Regions from separate parts of the Homo sapiens genome. Here regions 2 and 3 are each linked to region 1. A link is a loop called in an ENCODE intact Hi-C map of the cell type or tissue named here. Cell type or tissue: HepG2. All regions are shown on one strand.

Region 1 (8,000 bases):
AAAGGGCCACCATGCTTGGCCTCTCCACAAAATTGCAAAGACTCTCTCTTATGCCCTGTTCCTCTACCTTACTTTTTCCAAACTCTTTTCAGAAAAACTGATTCTTCTGACCTATTTTTATTTCCTCACCAAAACAATAACATTCATATGAAACTGATAGTACCCATAAGGCCTCTCCTTCAGCCCCAGATATGGAAGAGGCAATCTGGGGCTCTACTTTCCTCAGTATGTACACTTCTCTTAATTTAAATATTTAACTTTTGTAAACAGGTGTTTCACAGTCCTGAGGAATGCTTTAAGCACACAATAAATATTAACTGAAATCAAATCAATTTCTCAGTGCACTAGTTTAAACATGCACATTCCATTACATGCAGTAAGAATATGATATTGTGGTAATAACACTTTAGTAAAACTGGCACCGTTTTCCTCTAAACAAGGCAAGGTAGAATCAAGCCCTTTAGGAAATTAAGAGTGAAGGTTCAGGAATGAGAATGCTAATAAACTCAAATGAAATGCTTAGCTTGTCCCTGAACACTGAGAACATGTTTCTTCCTGCCGTTATATTCTAGAATTATGAAGAATTACTACACTTTTGTGGACTGATGAATTTATTTAAACTGATCTAGAATGGTAATCTATACTTACTATCCATTTCACCTTAAACACTGAAAAATTCTAAAAATATAGAGATCTACTTTATTAAAAAAACTTACATAAATATGAAAATATTCCAGAAATACTAAATTAAATCACCATGAAGTATAAACTGTAGTCACTGGTCAAATTTCTGAAGACAAAGTGAAGTTGAAGATATCTTTGGCTGCCTCAATACAGGAACATAATCTTTCCATCATGATAGAGATCTCAGTCAAGATTTTTTTCAGTTTAAACAAACATTTCATTATTCATATTACTAATAATTTACCATGGCTGGGGTAGGGGCGGGAGAGGAGGGAAGACATCCCATTCGTGTCATGAGAATAGGTCTAGAAGTGTAATATTAAATGGAGTATTATTTAACACAGATCCCACGACATCTCATTATATGCATAAAATGATCAGTATTCTATTTATCAAAGAGAAGGAAGAATTCTTTTCAAATTATTTAAGAAAAAGGAAAAAAAAATACCTATAATACCCTCCGGAAGTACATTTCTTTATTCCTTTTATCATCTCTTGATGTGTAATTTTAAACTCCCGTCCTGGAAAGAGAAGTGTGGCCATCACAGCAGCTTTAGAGTGGGTATGAATCACTGCACCTGCTCCTGAAGGAGGAAGAAGAAAGCCGCATGCTCAATGAAGACTGAATTATAGCTTTTAAAGAAAAAAAGTCCATATAGTTATACTTATATTTACATATGGTTATGGGCTTATTTTTCCTGGCATGGAATAAGTTGGTAGTAGGCAGGAGGGTAAGTGGAATAATGGACCTTCCTCATAGGTTGATGTGAGAACTGAGTAAGTTCATGCACTTCAAGTTCTTGCACATGGTGGGTATCCAAGAAATGTTAACTGAAATAATAATTACCATTATTTAGAGGAGCCTACTCTGCAAATATTCTTTATGTTGAATATATTTTCTGCATACCTCTCATTGTGTAAGCATTCATGAAAAGAGGAGTACACTGGCTTTTTTTTAGCTTCTTCGATGGCGAAGGTCCACTTATGTCCTTTTCATTTATATCACAAACAAACATGTCTTCAGGCTATTTATAGAGGGGAAAAAAAGAAAAAAAGAAGGCTTGTAAAATATCAATTAGAAATGTTCCTTTTCTTGTGTACATATACATAAGAATACAAGAAAGTTTATCTATAGTATACATACTTGTGTGTATATTTAGTATACATATACATAGAGTGCTAATATATGCATATATTTAACTTACATTTTAAATATATAATTATAGTTTCTCAAAATAATTTAGCAATTTTGAGAAATAAAACAGTGATTTCTACTAGTAAAAATATTCTCAGAAGTTTAATACAAATCCCAAAAATTAAAAAAAATTTGAAGACAAAAAATGATATGGAAAATTACTATTTATGTAATGATGTTACTGCTGTCATTTCAACAATTTAGCTTCTCAACTTTGCCCTATAATTTCACAACTGTATTTCAGAAAGTCTATATAAAGAAATCGACATTCCAAAGATGGGTGTTAAAATTTTTTTCCCCACATTTTGTTAGATAAAAGCAAAATTTTGAGTAATTTTTCTAACCCTTGAGAAATTTAGATGGTACTCAGAAAGGTTAATCTCAATAAGGTATATTCTTCTTAAAGCTTAAGAAATTATGTAGATCTACAGGTTTTTCTTTTTTTTTTTAACTTTTATTTTAGGTCCAGGGGTACATGTGGAGGTTTGTTACATAGGTAAATTGCATGTTACAAGAGTCTGGTGTACAGATTATTTTGTCACCCATGTAATAAGCATAGTAACTGACAGCAGTTTTTCCATCCTCACTTTCCTCCCACCCTCCACCCTCCAGTAGGTCCCAGTGTGTATTGCTCCCTTCTTTGTGACTGTATGTACTCAATGTTTAGCTCCCACTGTAAGTGAGAACATGCGGTATTTGATTTTTCTGTTCCTGCATTAATTCACTTAGGATAATGGTTTCCAGCTCCACTCATGTTGCTGCAAAGGACATGATCTTGTTCTTTATTATGGCTGCATACTAATCCATGGTATATATGTACCACATTTTCTTTCGCCAGTCTACTGTTGATGGGTATCTGATCCACATACAGTAAAGCATGCGTATTTCTGTAGCTTTTATCTGCCAGGATTTATTAAAAAACTACAATACAAATGTTTTATTAACAAAGCAGCTTTTCTTTTTTTTCTTGCATTAGAAGTTAAATAATTATGTGTTTGCTTTAACTAGATTTGGGGTATTATTCTGGCATTAACACAGAATAAGACTTCTCAAAATTTGAAACAAAGTTTCATAACTTGAAATCCTGAAATTAGAATAACTTTGCTATTAGGAAATATGAATTAATTTGGTTCATCTGAGACCATCAATCTGATTATTCCACCAGCCTGATAAAGATCGTAGTGTTATAAAGCTGCAAAGTTATAATTGCTCTTTACTGTGATTTAAGATTGCACTATTCACTTTTGCCCCCTATAGGTTGAATGAGATTTCAAAACATACACCGGTTGTATGGAAGATATCTACCACCTTACAAAACATTTAATAATTACTCAATAAATGTTTGCTGATTAGTTATTCAAATTGCTATGATAAAATGAATGTTTTCTCTTAAAATTAATTCCATTTCATAAAACAGTAATTAAGAAGAAAAGACACTGAGGTTAAAGAATCCCATTACCATACCTGAATTCGTTCCTTTTGCACTCCTGAAGGAGCAATGTAGATTTCATCGCTGGCAACACAAAACATACAAATTGGTATTTATTTATTTCCTGCTTTTGCACAAAGAAAAGTTTGCAGTCCAATCATGCATGTTCTTTATAAATCAAGCAATACAGCCAGTTGCTTGATTTAATTATGGATTTTGGCTGCATAGAAAGAAAGCCAAACTACATCAATGCCTTTGTAGTGCTGGTGGCATTGTAGAATATTAGTTGTTGCTTTTGTCTTCTACGTTTCATATATATTTATTCTTTTTATAGTGCAAAGTTGGTGGTAACCAGGCTTTTATCCTGTTAGGGGAATAAAAATCTGAAAACATAAGTTTTCAGCGTCTTTAAACATGAATAAGCAGAGTTTAACCTATGTGAAATACAGTTATTCTAAAATCCAATCTGGAAAATATGCTCAATAGAAGTATATTTCTGTCATGCAAAGAATCAGGTTTGATTTATTGTTTGAAATGCTCTTCTTAAACCATGAAGTTCAGAGACCTCTGCTGGACAGTTTCTTAAATTACTGTATTAACACTGGGCTACTTTTTGGATAGAATCACATGCTTCCCATTTGAAAAGCATACATATCTTGGAAAAAAATTTAGTAATAAAGCTAAAACAACTACAAAGAGTTCAAAATATCAGAATGGCTACATGTGAAGATCTCTTTGTTACAGGATGTTGGACTAAGGGAGATGCTATAGACTACCATTTACCACAAGGTGCTCTCAAATTTGATTTGGAAATTAATTTCAAATCTTCTCTAAATTCCCTCCACCCTCAACAACAACTAAACAAACGTCCCTTGGCTCACATATCAGGTTTTTTCTCTTCTCGCTGGATATCTTTGATAACTTACCAGTTTCAGTTGCTGCCAGAGAGTATTAATGAGCTACTGCATATATGCAAACCAAGAAAATGCCAGTACCTGCATGCTCTAGTTTCTGCTAGTAAGGCACAGACACAGGGATATTGAACAAATATCAAACATTTCATAGTGTAAATGAGGATGATGGCCTATATACCAAGCTGCTGAAGTTCAGGTTGCTAATAAACCTGTAGGCTTGGAACCGATAAAAATCTAAGGTGAAATCAAAGTTTCTTTAAGGTTCCACTGATAAAGTCTAGAAAACAAATGTCTGATAATGTGAGTGGAAATCCAATGCACTGTTAGCTGCACGCGAGCATTTGCTTTCATGAAGTGGCTATTGTTTCCGAGTTCTGCAACATAAGGATAACATAAAGGGACATTCCTCTGCAACCAGTGAGAATGGGTTGGGATCATACTATTAACAAGGGCTCTTTGTGAATACCAGTGATCCAAATCTTGTGTCCTTGTGTAACATGGAAGAAGCTCTAGGATGGTACATGGTCCACTCACCTCCACAGATAAGTGGACTTGTGGGTCTTCTTATGTGGGGAGAAATTTATGCAGTCCTGGGAATAGACTCAAATAAAGTACAAAATGGTCTGCTGGTAAGTAAAACCCATCTATAAAGTAGGAAAACCAAGGGTACTCTGTTTATTCAAGTGACTTGGTATGTTGTAAATGTCTTTGTAAAATGGAAATTAATTTAGACTTTGATGAACTTTGGGTAATTAAAAGATTAGCCAAATGTTTTAGAAAAATATATTTACACCTACAAAGAAAGAGATATCTGGATAAAAATATAAAAATGACAGAGCTTTTTAGAATAGAAACATGCCAAATATTAAAGTGAAATATCTACTTGGTGCTTTAAGCCACAAACAGAAAGCATTTTGAATTTCAAGTTACTAAATTTTGGAATATACTTCTCTGTACTCCTGCATTTTCACTGTGGTAAGCAAGGGCCAAACCCCAAGAGGTCAAAATACATCTATGTTCAGTTGCTTCTATTTTTATTTGCTTTCTGGTCAGTTAAAAAATAATTTAAATCTTATAGTGCCTCAATTATTTTGTCTACAATGTGACTTTATTAATTGTAGTCCTAATCACATGCAACAGGATCAGTCTCTCTGACACCTGTCAATATTACTCTGTGAAAACAGGAAATTATAAATTTGAATGATAGCGACCCAACCTAAACACAGTAGCTATTGAGTATCCTGGAATTGCCTTGATTACTATTATTTTCTTGGTCATTTATTTCCTTCTTCTGACTTAATTTTTGGTACCACATACTTGTAGCATAAGCTGGAATGGTCCAGTCAAATCTTGGAATTAGTAAATCATTTTATGTTCCCAAAGAGCTTATTGTCTGTATTATTCTGGAAACATAATTTATTGCGTTTGCATTTTATTCCAAATTTATTTGCCCTAAGCATCAAAGAGCCAAACTTTCACTAACAACATGAGAATAGTATTGCTGATAATGCTAGTGACTTATTAAGTCATTTAAATATTAGGGAAAAAAACCAACATTTTACTACAAAATATTCATTTTACTATGTAAAGCACAAATTTAATAAGATTCCAAATACAGTGCCATGTGACTGTGGCTCTTTCCTTCCATGACCTCCACACCCATTAAGAACTAAGGATAAAGCATTTCACATATATGATGAAAATTTCCTATGAGCTGATTTTAGTGCTATAAAAGCCCATTTAATTTTAAAAGATGCGCCAATGAGTGGTTTATGGTGGTCACATAAAATGGTAGTGCATGGATTAGTAAAATTCTACTAGAAAGAACATAGTCCTTTATGTCTTTTTGATCAAAAATATTTCATCTTGAGTCCTGCATTCACCTATTTTTAACTTTGCTAGTTTTTTTAAAGAGCCAGTTGGAAATGGTTATTTTAGCTCATTTGGTAGAAAGCTTTATTTTATACATACACAAACTATTTCTGAACATGCAAATAAAAAGCAGTTAACTAAAGACAGCATTTAGAATATGATTTATTATAAATAATACAGTTGGGAAACTATATTACTGGGACTCAACTTCTAAATGGATACATGAAACAAGAATAAATGTTGTTATCGTAGGATTTGCTGTGAATAGGCCATCTTGAAAGTTTTGGCAAAATAATGTGAAAGCTTGAGCAATGCTGTATTTACACATTAGCAACTAGGCTGATGGTAAGAGAGGAGGCACAGATGGATTTATTGATCTACCATATGGAACATAATCTTACTAGACTGAGAGCATACTTTTATCCCTAACTGTGCCAGTTGTTAACAGAGGAACCTCTTGTCATTTCCCAATGTTCAATGAAAATTTCATGAGTTAACTCAGTAATTTAAAGCAGATAAAATTATAATGGCATCATCTTGTGGTGTACCATTGAATCCCTTTTGTTCCCAATGTTCTGATTATATTTTACATTCCATTCCTTAATATGCAATGCAGCCTCCTTGGGGGCATGACTATATATATTCAACAGCACATAAATATTTTAATAATCCAATTTTGTTAAAGAAAGTGAATTAGAATGAAGTAATAAATCAACATCACTCAATTTAACACACAACCTCCAGACAATAATATTCCTAACACATTTCAGGAGGAAAAAAAGATTAATCCTGTATTGGAAATCCTTGAATGAGATTCTATAATCTTAATTTCATTGATAGCAAGTTACTTCTTACTCACAGTTACTAATACTTACTTTATTTCTTCATCTTCTTGAATAAATGACACTAAATAAATACAATGAGCAATTGAATACTATTTATCCTTTCTGCTTCAATTTAAGTCCAGTACATCTTGTTTTGTCCTCTGAGGAATACAGATTAGCAGGCACTATATTCATTAATGATACAGGTGCTTAGAAAGCATACTGCCGTTCTTTTGATTCAATAAAAAATAATTATTAGGATTTTTAATGATTAGTCATCTGTATTTAAGTGACTTTGAAATATGTATCTGGGAGGTCAAGGCAGGTGGGTTGCTTGAGCCTAGGAGTTTGAGACCAGCCCATGCAACTTAGTGAGACCCAGTCTCTACAAAAAAAAAAAAAAAAAAAACCCCAGAAAAAATTAGCCAGGCGTGGTCGCACATGCCTGTAGTCCCAGCTGCCCAGGAGGATGAGGTAGGAGGATTGTTTAAGCCTGGGAAGTCAAGGCTGCAGTGAGCCATGATCGCCCCACTGCACTCCAGCCTGGGTGACAGAGCAAGACTCTGTTTCAAAAACCAAAGTACCTGAACCTTTGAAACAAATCCTATCTACCTAGAGAGGATCCTCTAGAATCTCAGGTATATGAACATACTTGGTAGCATGTTATTTAACTCTGGTACTCAAAAACTGAGTATTAAGTTATTGTGATTTGAAATTGTGGATCTTCAGTCTTTAGCTATTTGACATATCTGCAGCTTTTGTACATTGCTTCCATTCAGTTACACAAATGTCCACTTGTCCATTTAGAAACTAAAGACCTTCAGTATCACATAAAACTGATCATCAGTTGTTCTTTGGATATAACACATTAGACTTGCTGTGGTCTACTCAAATGGAGAGTTCCCAGTAATAAAGGCTGCCAGAAACTTACCCATGCTTCAAGCTAATTCCTCCTCCAGTCCCAGTGACCCAGCCTAAATGGTAAAACTGTTTGCAAAGTTCTGGGATCAGGTATCTTGGATGCTCCTTGTCCTTAAAAAGAAGGTAATGATTTTTAAAACAGACATCATTTTATCAAGTAA
Region 2 (8,000 bases), 320 kb before region 1:
AGCATCCCATAAATGGCAGCTATTAATAAGTAATAATCACCGAGTGGTGGGCTGCCTTTCATGAAAACATTCCCAGCAAGCTGCTCTTCTGTCGGCTCAAAGTCACTTCTCAGAGTAAATGAGATTGGCCAGTTCTTTCTTTCCAAGGCTTTTCTGGATATTCATTTGTCCCAGATTTCTCCTGTATACAAAGCTCAGGAGTGAGGACCCCCACAGTGGGGCTTGCACAAGGATAGCCTTGGGGGGCTTTTTCTAAGAGCTATGACTTTGAATGCTCTCTTCATCGATGCTGACAGATGAGGGCTGATGGAAGTGGTCATGTTTTAAAATGTCTGATGTCCAGAAACACAGAGATGTGTACGCAAAACATTCATTCATTCAAGATGGAATTAGTGCCCCAGACACAGAGGCAGGGGATAAATAGCAAACAAGGCTTGATTCCTGCCTTCATAGAGCTTACTGTCTTGTAGGGGAAACATGAGTAAATTCAGCAGAGTAAGGGCTCTAATTGGGTAAATGGGGGCTAGGCTGCCTGTGTCCTTGGGGTGGTGGGAAGGCTGCTGATCTGGGGTGCCAGGAGACCTGAGTTTTGATGCAGGCTCTGTGACTTTGAGCAGGTCGTTTCCAACTTCTGAGCTTCCATTTCCCTAGCTGAAAATGGGGGCTTGCCATACTCGATGCTGTACTCTATGAGTCTTTGCAGCTCTGTCATCTTTTTTTCTTTTGGTCACTCAGAGACTCCAGGATTGGGAGAACAACCTGCATTCTGATTTAAAGTGTGAATCTAATAATTTCAAAAAGAAAGGGACTAAAAGGGACAAACTTGTTTCTGTTTATTTTCCATCCTTCTTTGGGGAAGTGTAACATTTGAAATCAAATTCTCATTGGCTTAGCCAATGTGTAGACTTCGAGGGGAAATTCTCACTGCCCAGAGAAGTGACTAAAAATGACCATTACAGCCAAAAAGAGAAGTTTTTTTTTTTAAAATCTGTGCTCTACAGATGGATGAAGTGCTGCTGCACATGGACAGAGTGGATCTGGACATTCTGCATGAGCCCAGGGATCCTGAGAATGGATTGGCTGAGCATAGACAGGGTGACCTATCGATGTTCACTGTGGTCCTGATCTATGTGGCCTCTTCCTAAGGGAAGATTTTTCTTAAGGTTGTTTCCTTTCTCAGCAGATATTTGTGAAGAAACTGTATCTGTAGTCTCATTTTGTCCTTATAATGACCCTGATGGATGGGAGGTAGAGGGATGATGATCAGTAAGAGCTGGGAAAGCACCAGGAACTAGCAAGAGCAGGACACCTTTTCCACCACTAGGTAAATGGACCTAGTGACTGCTGGCACCGTGGGTGAGGGGACTGCCTGGCAGGAGCTGTGGCCGTAGCTAGGGGATTACAGCTACGGCCACAACTCTGGCCCTGTACGGAGGGAGTGGGGGAAATAAAGAGTTCATATCACTCCCCTCTTTCCCTGGAGTCTCCTGCTGGTACCTTGCATTGGCTGAGTCTAACTGGAAGCCAGAGGGCAAAGGAGGTACCCTTTCCAGCTCTGCAATTCTCTTCAGACAGGGCTGGGATTTCTGGAGAGAATTTGCAGAATCAGAAAGCAGAGCTTTCCAATCAATGCCAAGCAAGAGACTCTGCAGACTCTCATAGCCTTGGGACCTGAGAAACCAGGTATCCAGTGAGCAGTCACTTAAGCCTGTTCACCTGGCCCTCTCTTACTTTCTCTCCTATAGCAGCAGCAAAGGAGCGATGGGCCGAAGGGACTTGCTGGGTAGAAGTGGACCCACATTCTAAAAAGGAATGGAAGAGAAACCTGATTTCTTTGACTCGCCCTGTCCCTGAAGATGAGGGGCAGGCACAGACCAGCCCTCTCCAGAAAGACAAATATATTCTTCCATTCATGGGAGGGGTAGTAGAGACTAACATTTGTTAAGTATCTATTACATGGGGGGTATGGAGGTAGGCCCTTTGTGTGTGTTGCCTCTTTTAATCCTTTGGTGATCAACTCATGAAAATAAACAGCTCCAGAGCCAGCTGTCTTTGGAGGGTGTAGGCAGGCCCGGCTCTGGGAAACCTGGTGACACTGACCTAGTTTGACTTCCAAATCTTCTCTCTTCTTCGATTCTGGTGAGCCCCACTCTAGCCCCATAGTATGTAGGGCCAAGCACCCAGATACTGCTTCCATCAGGAGGAAATAACATACCTGATGAATTTCTTCACTCAAGGTGTTAGGAGCTTAATGTGTTTCCCCCGCCCCCCGCACCAAGAGAATTTGTGTTTTCCAAGACAGTCAGAGAGTGGGTGGTGCTGAACTCAAAGGAGTGAATCACTAATAGTGGAATCCCAGGCATTCAGGGAGGTCCTATTTCTGGGGTGGGTTCCTTCCTGACACTTCATTTTCTACAAAGGTGGCAGCCACCTATTGTCTCCAGAAAGGAGGCTGTCCCTGTGGGTGTGGTGACGGTGGGAAAGGAGAGGCACCTGCAGGCTGAAGCCAAGATCACCTGATTTTCAAAACCAAATCTGTCCCTACAAAGGAGAAGTGGCTTAAAAATCCACACAGCCTCCCGAGTGGAGGGAAGAATTCCCTCTCCTCTCTGGAACAGGGTTCCCTTCACCCAGAACACGGTGCTGTTGTTATGCAATGTCCCTGTTGGCAAAGATATTTGAGCCCCTTGTTTTCAGGTCTGTGTCATTTCCAAGAAAGAGCTGTGGCCTTTGAGTAGGACTGGGCTCCTGAATAGGGTCCCTGGTGCCAAATGAGGGAGCCAAGAAAAGGCAGAGAAGAGGAAAGTCCTGACTTTTACATGAAGATGAGACAGCCAGCCCTGTGGCAGCCAGATGGCAGTCCTGTTGCTCTGTAGTGGCCTTGGGGTCAGACTAGGGGCAGAGCTGGGCTGAAGGCAGGAAGGCCAGGACAAGACAGGTGAGAAGGGCAAAGTCTCCTGTAACCTGGTGAGAAAATGTGGGCTAAGCCATTCTCATCTGGAGCTGAAGGCTTGGTGGAGAATGGCCCTCAACATTCAAGTTCACACCCATGGATTTATAAAAGGCAGGGCTGGGGGGAAAGGTTTTTCCCATTATACTTAATAACATTATCAACAACAATAATCACTACTATCATTTATTGAGCATTGACTCAAAAGACAGTCCTTTTATGAAAATTATTTACTTAAATCCTTACAAAGCTTCTATTCATTCACCCAACACATATTTATTGAGTTCCTACTATGAGCCAGGCATTATTCTAGGTGCTTAATTTAGATCAAGGGACAAGACAGACAAAATCCCTGTTCTGGTGGCAGGGCTACTACATGCAATTAACAGCACACAACTCTAGGGGGAGCCACATACATGGGCCACCTTATGAATGGTGTGCCCTGAGGTTAAGCATCCTGGCAGCCCCTTTCTGTGACATTTGCATTCTAGTGAAGGGAGTCTAATACCAATGAAGTAGATGTCATTATCCCCTGACTACAGTTTAGGAAACAGAGACACATAGGAATTAAGTAACTTGCTGAGTTTTTCAGCCAAAAATGACTGACCCATGATTTATACTGAAGTCAGTCCTTGCAATTCACCTGTGCCACGTACTTGCCTTTCTCTCCCTGGTGGGCACAGGGAAGAGGGAGTAGCCAGGCTGGCCAGATGAGTGCTGGGCTGGCTGGCCCAGTAGAGGCACCATGTCCTGACTGGGTGGACAAAGACTGGGTAGGAGGTAACAGAGAATCCCTTGGTGAGTCTAACTTAGCTATAAGAAGGCTTGCTGAGAGCAGCTGCCTCCATGCAGAGGGTGGGGTGACCGGCCTTTAATCCTTCCCAGCTGAGGATTTAGTCAAAGAAGCTTGTCTCTGGGGATAGCCTATGGTCTTGAAGGGCCTGAGTTAGCTATTAGTTCACCCATTTATTTAACATTCATTCATTATTTTTAAAAAATTTCCTAGCTATGTTTGGGGGCAGAGAAGTGGGTCCAGAGACCTAGAGGTTTGCAAGGGTAGCTTCTAAACTCCTTTGGTTCAGAACAGAATAGAAAGTGTCCTCGGGTGACCTTGGGTCTGCTTCCCAAGCAAATTGAGCATACGCAGCCAGAACAAAGACTGCACTCTACTCTAGTGAGCTCAGCCTGCTAGGCTTGGATCTAGATTTTATAGCAATAAGCTTGGAGTCTCACCTTTGGGTCAGACAGAGTACTACCCCAGACATGAGGTAGGGAGAGCCTAGTCTATATTCCTCTGCCTTTGTCCAAGCCTGCTTTGTCCTTCCTCTTGACGAGGAATAAAGATGGCTTCTGGGTGTGCATCCCCTTCCTTCTTCCACCTGCAGATGTACCTGTTTGTGTGCAGTGGGCTTCTGAGTCCTGGGCAGGGATGCCAGAGACCGCAAGCCAGATGCTTGGGATGCCAATCCTTGGGACTTTGAGGAGAAAGAGAGGTTCTGAGGGGCATCTGTCTATGGCACAGAGTCAAATGGAACACATGGAAGTCCCTTAGAAGGCTGGTATCTAAGTGTTGGCCACACAATGTCCGTTCTTCCTCCATTATTTGAATTTCTCCTTCTCTATCCTTCTATCTTTCTTGGCACCTTGAGCCAGGTCTGGGGTGAGAGAAGGGATGGTGTAGGTGAATTAGTGGTAGTTATTGGAGGAAGGCAATAAACCCAGAAAAAGTGTCACGTGACTTCTTTCTTGGGCCCAGTGTGACGCTTCTAGTTAGGCTAACGTGGGTCTTGGGACTGTTCCTGAGATTTTGTGGAAAACTCTTTGTATTTGTGCTGGTAACAGAAGGAAACCAGAGTTAGGGCTGGTGGGATGAAGCAGTGGGAACACTGATTTCTCCTTTTTTTCAGATTCAGGGATTTCTGTCAGAGACATCCGTGGGGGAGGGATGGGATTGGGAGTGAGGAGAATCCCTTTCCTCTCCTCTCACCATCTGGTGGTCCCCGTGCCCACGCACCAGCTCGTTGGATGGACATTTTGATTCCCTTAAGATGTACATTCTTCAAATCATTGTTTGTCATTAGCTCCCTGGAGAAAATGGAGGGGCTGAGATATTAGTGAGAAAACATAAAGTTAATTGGGTGATGGAGACTGGGAGAAGGGGAATGTTAGAAGAAAGTGAGCGAGGTCTGCTAAAAGTGAACTTTATCTTCTTCTCAATTTTGCCTAAGACTCGTGTTGCCTGGGCAGTCTCTTTTTGGAAGAGAAATTTTCATGACAGTTTGGGCCAGAGATGGCAAATAAATGCCTGACATGGTTGCTGCCAGCCCCTGTCTCCCGACACGTTCACAAGGGTGCACACCACTTCTCCTCTCTGTGACCATAGACTCAGACCCATTGCAATCCAGCATCCTGCATGGCCCCATTGGTCAGAGTTGACATTTGCAATGAAGCTGCTTCCCTATGCCTGGTTAGGCCTTTTGCTATGAATTCTCTGGAGTTAACTATTTCCAAGGGGCTCCATCTTATTCTTGTGATTTCCACGGGATTTGGAGCCCCAGAAGACAATCCCATGTGGATTCACAAAATGCCCTCTAAATTTGATGGCTGTCAGTGCATACTAAGTATGACTGACTCACTGGTATCTGTTTCCTCCGCTGACACAGCTGGTTCTTAGGCTCGGCAGGAGTTTGGGCTGAGACCTCTCATTGCTCTATATTCCCTCTGTTACTAATGAGGCGTTGTTCCTTAATTACTAGGTGCTGGATACTAGAATTGCTTTTCTTTGTTTCAGGGGATTTAGCAAAGGGCTTATAAATATTTCTTGTGTCTGGCATGAACTACCTGATTTTTTTATTCTTCAGGTCACTGAGCTGGCAATAAAGGCAACTCAAAGTTAGCTGGGAATCAGAATGAAGGGGGACTAGGAAAAGTGATGCCTAGAACACCAACAGGTGTGGGATCATCTTCATTGTACCTTTCAGAGCCTAAGATATAAGTCCTCTGGATACTCTCTGCTTGTTTATTTAAAGGAAAAAATAATCAGAATGTGGGAGAAATGGGTGCTTTGGGTAATTTCATATTCTAATTGATGAACGTGTATGAAATTATAATATTAAACCACTACTAGCCCTTGCCGTAAAAAAACTATTCCAAAATAGCTGAGTCTAAGTTTCCTGCCTCAGTGTGTCCCACCTCTTGCGCTTGAGTCCTTAATGATCCAGAGTTTCAAGTCCCCAGTGCCCTAATCTTGAAAAGCAGAAACTTTAGAAGTTTGCTGAAGTTTATTAGTTGGCTATACGATCCATCAAGAAATTGACTTTTTTGGATTAAATTCAAGATAGTTTTTAAAAAATCAGAAGTTTCTTTATCATGAAAGCTAAAAAAATAATTGAAGGTAGAGGCTAGTTGGAATCCCAGTTAATAGATGGATTTCTTCCTTCTTGAAGAAACTTGTGTCCAAGGGCAAACTGAATCCTGGTGGTCTATGCTGGCCACATTCAGCAAAAAATGGCCTGAGGTTTTGATGGTTATCATTCTCAAAACTGTTCCTGCCAACACACTCTGATCCCAGGAGGTTACCTGACCTTTATAAGGCTCAGTTTCCTCCCCTGTAAAATGGGCAGGGTAATCAAGCTAGGCAAAATATTTAACCTAAGTGAGGAAATTGTGCTATTAGTGCCCTGAAAAACATGTAGAAAGACATTAGACATTATTTTATTTAATATCATGTTGAACTTAGTTTTTAAAAAGAAGACCTATTGGATTTTCCAAGAACAACTAAACTGATTCCTTGTAGACAGTTTAGAGAATACAGAAAATTAGAAATAGGAAAAAAGCAAAACAAAGCAAAAACCATCAAACAAAGTCTACGCAAATACAGTTTCTCTTAACTTTTGGTTTATTTCCTTCTAGTCATTTTTTAGGTGCATTTTTAAATTGTGGTAAAATATATGTAACGTAGAATTTACCATTGTAGCCATTTTTAAGTGTAGAGTTCAGTGGCATTAAGTACATTTATATTGCCGTGCAACCATCACCACCATCTATCTCCAGATTTTATAACCCCAGACTGAAACTCCATATCCATTAAATGATAACTCCCCATTCCCCTCCCCCTACCCTGGTGACCACCATTTTACTTTCTGTTTTTATGAATTTGACATTCTTGGCGCCTCTTATAAGTGGGATCATTTTTAGTCGTTTTTATAATCGGTTTCCTTCCTTTAAAAATATGAATGGAGCCTAATGAATATTGAATTTAGTGTACTGGTTTCTTTGAACATTTCAGCATCATAAACATGTTTTTGTATTCTACATTCTTCTTGTATTGCTATATTCTCTATAGGAATTTTTTTTTTTTTTTTGACAGAGTCTCACTCTGTTGCCCAGGCTGGAGTGCAGTGGCACAATTTCAGCTCACTGCAACCTCCGCCTACTGGGTTCAAATGATTCTCCTGCCTCAGCCTCCCAAGTAGCTGGGACCAGAGGTGCATGCCACCATGCCTGGCTAATTTTTGCATTTTTAGTAGAGATGGGGTTTCATCATGTTGGCCAGGCTGGTCTTGAACTCCTGACCTCAGGTGATCCGCCCACCTTGGCCTCCCAAAGTGCTGGAATTACAGGTGTGAGCCATTGGCCCCAGCCTTGAACATCATTTTTAATGGCTGAAGATTATAGAATCCAGTGGGTGTGCCATCCATTATTAGTATTCTGTTGTTTCCAAATATTTGCTGTTTTAAACAGTGTTGTGAAAACATATTTTTGTGTTGAACTTTTATCATATTGAGAGGCACTTCCTCTGTGCAGAATCAAGAAATTAATTACCGGTTTATAAGGAATGTGAACCTTTCAGGCTCATAATCTGTATTACCAAATGGTTAGGAAAAAAATGTTCAGAAGGTGCCATTCACAGATGGAGTGGGCTTCCACCAGGGGCTGTGAAGCTCTAATCTCAAAGGATGTTGACTACTGGTAGGGCTGATTCAAGTATTAGATATCTAGGAAGGGTGGGAAGGGCAGAGAAGCTTCCAAAATTCCTATGTAGGAGAGG
Region 3 (8,000 bases), 240 kb before region 1:
TCAGTTTGTTTTCAGAGACAACAACAGGTGTACAAGGTGACCCAACAAGGAGAGAGGGTGTAACCCCAAGAGATTGGGCTTGGGGTGTCCAAACATGTAGCTATTAGCTAAAATACCGGCTAAATCCCTATGTCGTAAACACGAGGACTTAGCCAGTAAGTCAGGTTTTGTATCATTTGTGCTATAAAAACAAAATGAAACTCAGTCAGTGGCTTACACCCCGGCCCTAAAACTCAGAACCCAGCAAGGAGGGGAGCTGAGGGTAACCTAGGTCTGCGGTGAGGAGAAAGCAGGAAGTTTCTGGTGAGGACGAGGTGAGAGATCTTACAGCTTTTGGCTAGCCAAGAAACAAAATGCTTCTGTTGGAGACCAGCCCAGATCTGGGGGTTGCGTAGGAGTTGAGCTCCATTTGGGGTAGGTGGAGGGGAGTTCCCTTTGAATCTGAAATCTGAAGAGTCAGTCAAAGTGAGAGGTGTTTACCGCAGCACACAGAAGAAAGAGAAAGAGAGACAGAGTACAAGAGCACTTCTTTTCTGCGATGGGGCAGTGGGGCTTCACTCTTAAAAGGTGTTTGTTTGATTTAGTAACACAGTCCACCCCTTCTCCTTGGTTTTGTTTTGAGAATTTTATGTCATCCTTTAAGCTAATTGGAAAAATCCTAGAGGGAGGGGGCTGTCACCCAACTTGGATGACAAATCTCTGGATTTCAGCAAGGAAGAAACTGTGATAAGATTGACAAGACTCTTCCTGAAAGAAATATCATTAACCCCCCAAGGCCTCATTAATTATTTATTATACATTTAAATAAATTAATCCCTAACAAGGCCTTCCCCCCCACCACACTCTAGGGTAAAAATATTCTGGTGATTATGCAGTAGAATGCAGAACAAAGCCAAGCCAGGTTAGGAAAATTCCCAGGAACCACTTGGTCTAGGACAGGTTCCCATTCTTGCAACTTCTCTCACTTCCCTAAAAATGCAATAGGTACAGAACACATGGATGAGGCCATTTCCCCGAGGATGCTGAAAGGAAAATTAGACAACATTATTATAAAGTAACGCAGCTGAAGCAGAATCATATCCCTTGTCTCTGAGGACCACTCCTCACCCCCCATACTTTGTTGATGAACAATGAATTAGAAAACGCAGCCTCTTCTCCCTGGGGAAAAGAGATCGCTGACTATTCTCCTTCTCTATTTTTTGTAGAGCCTTCCATCATGAACACCTGGAAAGACGAGAACTATTTATATGACACCAACTATGGTAGCACAGTAGGTAACTAACTCCCTGACACTTAAGGCCCTTTACATTCTTATTCAGTTTGTCTAAGAGCCACAGTGTTCTATTGTGAGGTGGGGGGAGGGGGTGCTCTAAATGTCCTTTATCTTTTCATGGCCACAGATTTGTTGGACAGCAAAACTTTCTGCCGGGCTCAGATCTCCATGACAACCACCAGTCACCTTCCTGTTGGTAAGCTGTCATCACATCTGAGGCTGGGTATGCCTAATGCTTAGGGAGAATCAGTGGGAATTACCAACACTCTACATTTCTGCCTTTCTGGAGTCTTTCTAATTAAAGGGCTAGGAAAGGGATGGGGTTACCATTAGACGAGGTTTGCTTTTGAGGCAATATTTGTACATCGAAGATGACCCGTAGGGATCCTCTAGGCAAAATGTTGGTCTCCTACGAAACTAGTCACTCTGTTGTGACAATAAAAGTTGTTTAGGCTTTTCTTTATTTTCAATGAAAACTTACTCTTGCAATATAGCTGCTAAAATTATTCATATTTGGGTATACTTATGGGAAATAAGGCTATATTTAATTTTCAACAAACTACATTTGGCTTTAGAGAAAGAATACCTCATAGTAAAATTCAAAGGTCCGTGAACCTGTAGTGATAGTTTCTGGGTGAAGGGGTAGCCATTGGAAACTTCCAGAATCCCCACAGTTACACTATTTTGTCAGTTTTTAAGTCTAATTCCGATGACTCATCAGTGCTCTCTAATCAGTCAGAGCACCTGCATTTTATGAGTTACGTTCACTTTAGCTGCATTTGGTTAAGCTTGGATGCAACTGGGGCTATCCATGCTCCTTAACCAAGGTTACACTGGGTGAGAAGTTTGGGATGTTGGGAGTCTGGGAGAGGGGATTTCAGATTACCACCCCCACCTACAAATAGGTGCATTGGCGTGTACAGTGTGGGAAATGGTTGAAAGAGGATCTTATGGTTTCCCGTGATCTGAGTATGAACTTGTGGATCTCTTTGGGTCTATGAAATGGCACTTAGACATCAGTCACAAGTGATAGTGCCTCTCTCCTGGAATTAAATTTGGAGCAACTTCAGAAATGGGATTTAATTGGGTCTTTGTGAAAGAAATTAGTCTGCAACCCTTCCTTCCTCTTTTTTTCTGTTTTTGTTTTTGCTTTTGAGAACTGAAATAATGAAAGGTTTTGGTTTGAGGTTTTGTTTGGGTCAAGCCCCTTAAATGAGATGGGGCTGGGAGCCAATGTAAATGCTTCTGGAATTGAGATTAAGAGCTGAGGCCAGCATAGCTCTCGACTTCTCCTTCCCCCAGTGGTCCTTAGCATTATGTGTCACTTGAGGTATTTGTTAAAATTAGGGAATAGATCAAACACTGGCAAGGCTTGGCTGTGTATTTGCTATTCTGGGGGAACTGAGCCAACCGGGGTAAAATTTCTGTGGCAATCATTGCCACTCAGTCAAGACCATGGGGTTCAGGGCTGAGGAAACCTCCCAAGTCACACTCTGAGTTCCTCTGCGACTTCCTACAGTGTCATCTCCCACATCCTTCCATCCTTCCATCCTTCCATCCTTCCATCCTTCCATCCTTCCATCCTTCCACTTGGGTCTTTGACTTACGGCAAAAAATTCCAACTAAGAATAAAGCTGAACCAACCACTTCCTGAGCCTCAGGGGCTAGTAGGTCTTGAGGCACCCGGGAAACAAAAACATCATAGTTACAGCTCTGCTGCCCTGACAGCTGGGCCATCCTCTTTTCTACATCTTGACTTACACCTTCTAGAATCTCAAAATCAATAGGGGCCTTAGAGGCCAGTTTCTGCTTTTGCATTTGCAGTAGCAAGGAACTCGCTCTCTCCTGAGTCCACCGATTGTATTTTTCAATAGTCCTTCTTAAGATGGGCTCAGGAATCTTCTCTCCTTACCCTTCTGATCCTTGTTTGCTGCAGCTCCCCATTTCTATCCTGTGATTGTAACCCAGGCTGGAAAATGAGATCAATCACCCAGGCCCTAAAGAATCAATGCAGTCTCTGGGGTTGGTGTATTCATTGGGGTAATAGCCCTTCAGTAGGATAGTTAATTACAGCCTTATATGGGTCAGTTTCTTTCAGAATAGTTTATAGTCTCTACTGCATGGAAGCAGAACCCCGGAAAAACCTTGGTCATTTGCCTGAGTCTTTATTTTTCGAGCTCCCATGTAATTGAATGCAGTGAAATATCTTTCTATGTTTTAATGCTAGTTACCAGCTGAGCTAAGGCGAGGCCCAGCGTAAACTGATGCCCTCTGTGATAAACGCAGGTGGGGAAATAGGCTTTGTTTTGATTTCTCTGTCATCTGCCCATTTCATAAAATGCCCGCTGCCGGTGTCCTGTTCTGCTCGACAGTCCTCCAGCCTGTCATGCCAGCTCGGGCTTGATGTGTTTATCCACTGACTTGTTGAGCCTAAAGCTAGGGTGGCACGGTCTATTAGAACACTGAAATTTGTATATCCCGTAAAGAAATGGCTCACAGCTGAATCATATGCAAATGCTTCTAATCTTTGCTTCTTGCGAAGCAGCTTAGCTGAAGTCACGCTCTCTCACTTGCATCACAAACCTGTGGCTTGTTGCTGCCCCTGCCTGGACTGGATAGGACCTTGGCCTGGAGTGCCTGGGAGCCAAGCAAGAGAAAGCCAGGCTGGACAACTTCTCCAGGGCAAGCCATTATTTTATAAGAATGAATCACTTAACCACATGGCTAACTTCAAAGGTCTTGACTTTTATCCTAGGGCAGAAGAAGGACACATATTAAAGAGAGGTTAAAGATCAAAAGATATCAGTGGTAAAGCAGGCCAGTGATTCCACGGCTTACCCCTGCACACTGCAACAGGCAGAGAGGTCTGGAAGAAATTAGGTTCTTCTTTTGCCTTTGACTGCTTATTCCCCTTTATGATGATGGAAAGATTTTTATTTGGGGATTAAAAAAAGAACGTTCCTAGCTGGGTGGAGCCTAGCTTGGGTAAACGGCTGACAACTCAAAGAATATTTCCTCATGGTTTATCTAGTGTAGAGGTTTTAGAGTCCATGGACTGCTGCATGGGCCACAGCCCCCTGAAATTGTTGACAAAATTTCATGTGTACATATATGTGCATTTTTTTCTGAGGAGAGGGTCCAAGGTTTTCGTCTTATTCACAAAGGCACCTGAACTCTGAAGTAACTGATTCTAGATCAACTAGGAACCCACAAACAATAATTGAGGCCAATATACTGAGAGACTCTTGTATTTTTCTGAATTCAACTCCTGGCTCTGAAATAATGGCCCTGCATCCCTCCTGGATGTCATTTGAAAATGAGCTTTGCTTGTGGCCTGCTGGGTAAATGCCACTCTTTGTCTGCAGTACAACGTGGCCCTGTCAGAGTGATGTATCACTTGGAAACCGGGGTGGATGCCAGACCTGTCGCAATATTGTCACATCCTGATGGGATGTTGCAACCTCACCCTGCAACCTACAGGGAGGGAGAGTGAAGTCTCCTTGCATTTCCTGTGAATTTGTCCTCTCGGATTTCAGAGAAACCCAAGTCAGGTGCAGGCCCTGCTAGTGACAATGCCAGGAGAGAAATTCTTAACCAGGATGAGAGGTTTCTTGTTTACTGAGGTCTTATTAAATCCCTCTCTCCATCCTGCCATGACGTTTCGAGAAATTGCTGGGAACACTGAGTCTTGATTAGCTGGGTGATAAGATGGTTGAAAGGGCCCATGAACGTTGGGAAATATAGAATTGTCAGATTGAAATTATCTTTTCTACTAACAAGAGCATTACAGAAGTGAACCTGATTCTTGGCAAGAAAGGCTTGTGTGAAATCTGTTATGTGCAAAGGGAGATTATGTGCCGGCCACCATTTCTGGAAATGACATAGAATCATGGTTATGAGTAAAGCTTCTGGATTCAAACTGTTTGTGTTCATATCCTGGCTCCACATTCCAGCTGTGTGACTCTAGTCAAGTCATTTGACCCCTCTGTTTCTCAGATCCTCCACAGCTGAAAACTGTGGATCATATTAGTACCTGTGTCATAGAGTTATTGTGTGAATTAAATAAAGTGATTCATTTAAAGTGCTTAGTACAGTGCCTGGTACATAGTAAGTGCTCAATAAACAGTAGCTTTTTTTTCTTAACCAATTTAATTAGGAGCTAATGGCTGGCAGTTCATAGCTTTTTTGAATAATAGGCTTCTCCTGATAATTGAATGGATGCTGTGAACCCTCTCCCTTCATATATGGTTTCAGTCAGTCCAGGGGCCCTTGAAGGCCACACTGGGTCAGTGGACCCTAGTTTAGGAAGGGCACATGAAAGAGATCAGTTTTACTGGCCCAATTTCTTAAAATAATTGGCTTGTATTTAGGGACTACTTTGTATTAAAATTGGCTGATTTTTGAGTGTGAGAGTCTTTGTAAGATCTACTTTGGTCCTCCCAATACACACACACACACACACACACACATATACACACACACACTCACACTCACACACACACGGCTAGATCATTTAGTTTTCTTTCTGAGAAGAATTTTTATTTCCCAGGTCCGCCTCCATCATCTCCTCTTTGGTAATAGTCGCAGAGGTTGCCATAATGAGTCATTTGTTAAACTAATCTGTGTTTCCATAGTCCACTGTGGCCCTCTGTATTGAGCTTGGGCCACTCAATGGCGCCTTTGTCAGGCTGATTAAAATGTAACTTTGCATGCCAAAAAAGGGCACTCCTCTGGCTTAAAAGTCATCTTCCTTTGTTATAAATGTTTACATTTTTCTATTATGCTAAAAAAAAAAAACCACAAATTTTTCAATGATCTAAATCTTTCAATGGCTTCCATCTTTCTCAGAGTCATGTCCTTAAAAGTCCCATAAGGGATTAATGATCAGAACCTCAGCTCCTCCCTCTCTGCCTCTTACAGCATGCATATACCAAACACACATCAACCTCAGGGCCTTTGCACTTCTATGTTACACATGGAAGGCTGTTGCACAAGCTCTCTGCATGACCTTTTCCCTCATATCCTTTAGGTCGTGGAATCAGAGAGGTCTCCTATGACCACCTTGTATCAAATTGCAAATTATTCCCAAGTCCATACATCTATCTCCATTTCTTAACCTGCATCATTTTTCTCCATAGCATTTATCATCTCTGTTTTGTTTGGTTCACTAGCACATACTCAAAGGTGCCAGGCATGCAGTAGGTGCTCAGTAAATATTGTTTAAATGAGTGGATGCATGAATAAAAAAGAGAATTATAGGAAATAGGTCAATTAAACGCCTCTCATTTTTCTCCTTAGCAGAGTCACCTGATATGAAAAAGGAGCAAGACCCCCCTGCCAAGTGCCACACCAAAAAGCACAGTAAGTTGGCTGGCTTTCAGATGGCCTTTGGTCCTTCCCATCACATCGGGCACATCTGGAGGCCACTAGTTTTTTGGCAAATATCGCCTCTGTCTGCTGCCTTCATGTCTTCATCCCAAACAGGGTGGAGTGAGAAAATAGAGGCATCACTTGCTAGCAAAGTAAGCCCCCTCTGCAGCTGTTTCTCAAAGTGGAGCCCCACTGGACATTTCCTCCCTGTTCTGTCATATGTGCTCTAAAACTGAGACACCCAGTGCCTAAGAACTGCTTGCAGGCATGGGGTTGGCAATTTCCTCTCTCCCAGAAGAAAAGGGTGGGAAGAGGAGCGAGATAAGAAGAAACAGCTGAGATGTATCATCCTTTCTTTTGCTAAATGTTGGCCTCCTACCTTTGTGGAGTTACCATTCCAAGAAATGACTGTTTTTTCTTAAGATTCAACACTGCTCTTTGGGAGTTGGGTCTCCTTCAGTAATAAAATCTTATGAACATATACGAAATATCAGAGACATGGAATTGTGGGTGGAACACAGAAAGAAATCAAGATGGTATAATCTAGGCCTGTAATCCCACCACTTTGGGAGACTGAGGTGGGTGGATCACTTGAGCTCAGGAGTTCAAGACCAGCTTGGGAAACATGACGAGACCCCATCTCTACAAAAAAATACAAAAATTAGCTGGGCATGGTGGCACGTGCCTGTAGTCCCATCTACTTGGGAGACTGAGGCAGGAGGATTGCTTGAGCCAGGGAGGTCTAGGCTGTGATGAACTGTAATTGCACCACTGTACTCCAGCTTGGGCCACAGAGTGATATCCTGTCTCAGAAAAAAAAAAAAGGTATAATCCAGAAATTATGAGGAATTAGAATGTCTTTATCTGCTCTTTCACATAATCCCACAAAACCATATTAATGCAACCCCTCGAAAGGTGGGTGGGGTGGGGGTGGGGCATCAAAAATTCAGTGGGAGTAAAGTTGAATTTGGTTGATAATCTTATTGCAGTAGTGGCTTCATTTTCAAATTGGGTCCTCCAGTCCCTGCGTGACCACCCCTTTCCCTACCACCCTCATCTATTCTGGGAGTAAACATTCTAGACCCTTACTGATTTGCATTTGGCTGAAACACAGTTGCTGGGTCAAAGCAATTTAATTGGTTGAGATACTGGATAAAAGTGGTTGAGAGTTGCTCTCTGGGGAAGTAACAGGTTGAAGTGAACCCCAAGCAATTTGTGGATAATAACTAGAAGAAACTTCCCCCTGGCTTAGGAGACCTAAGACCTATTGCTTAGTCTTGGCTATGTCACTAGTTAGCTGTGTGATCCTGATCAAGTCACTTAAGTTCTCTGTGCCTCGGTTTCCTGATTTGTAAAA

The links. Hi-C counts contacts between places; a loop is a spot of excess contacts. Peaks named below come from ENCODE experiments on the same cell type or tissue, not always from the same donor. Only the 100,000 strongest peaks of a DNase experiment are listed, where the experiment ranks them.
Region 2: it touches region 1 in a loop (4-fold over the local background); 4 of 110 quality-filtered maps call a loop at or near these places.
Region 3: it touches region 1 in a loop (14-fold over the local background); 13 of 110 quality-filtered maps call a loop at or near these places.

Annotation. Positions count from the first base shown.
Region 1 is chr11:34,887,161-34,895,160 of GRCh38, forward strand. It overlaps APIP (APAF1 interacting protein), which reads right to left. Exons shown (of 7, transcript NM_015957.4): 2 at 7,850-7,950; 3 at 3,344-3,392; 4 at 1,592-1,709; 5 at 1,133-1,268. Among named protein-coding and RNA genes, the nearest start is that of APIP, 25 kb to the right of the region's middle. In HepG2, CTCF peaks have their summits at 3,125 and 3,881 (motif pointing left); DNase peaks (open chromatin) are centred at 3,871 and 4,661.
Region 2 is chr11:34,562,258-34,570,257 of GRCh38, forward strand. No RefSeq gene overlaps it. Among named protein-coding and RNA genes, the nearest start is that of LINC02707, 4.6 kb to the right of the region's middle. In HepG2, CTCF peaks have their summits at 2,859 and 3,350; a DNase peak (open chromatin) is centred at 3,354; H3K27me3 peaks cover 439 bases.
Region 3 is chr11:34,650,337-34,658,336 of GRCh38, forward strand. It overlaps EHF (ETS homologous factor), which reads left to right. Exons shown (of 9, transcript NM_012153.6): 5 at 1,206-1,274; 6 at 1,401-1,469; 7 at 6,572-6,634. Among named protein-coding and RNA genes, the nearest start is that of EHF, 33 kb to the left of the region's middle. RefSeq lists an enhancer at 308-557. In HepG2, a CTCF peak has its summit at 3,876; DNase peaks (open chromatin) are centred at 3,855, 4,705, 5,195, 5,905 and 1 weaker place; H3K4me3 peaks cover 1,728 bases.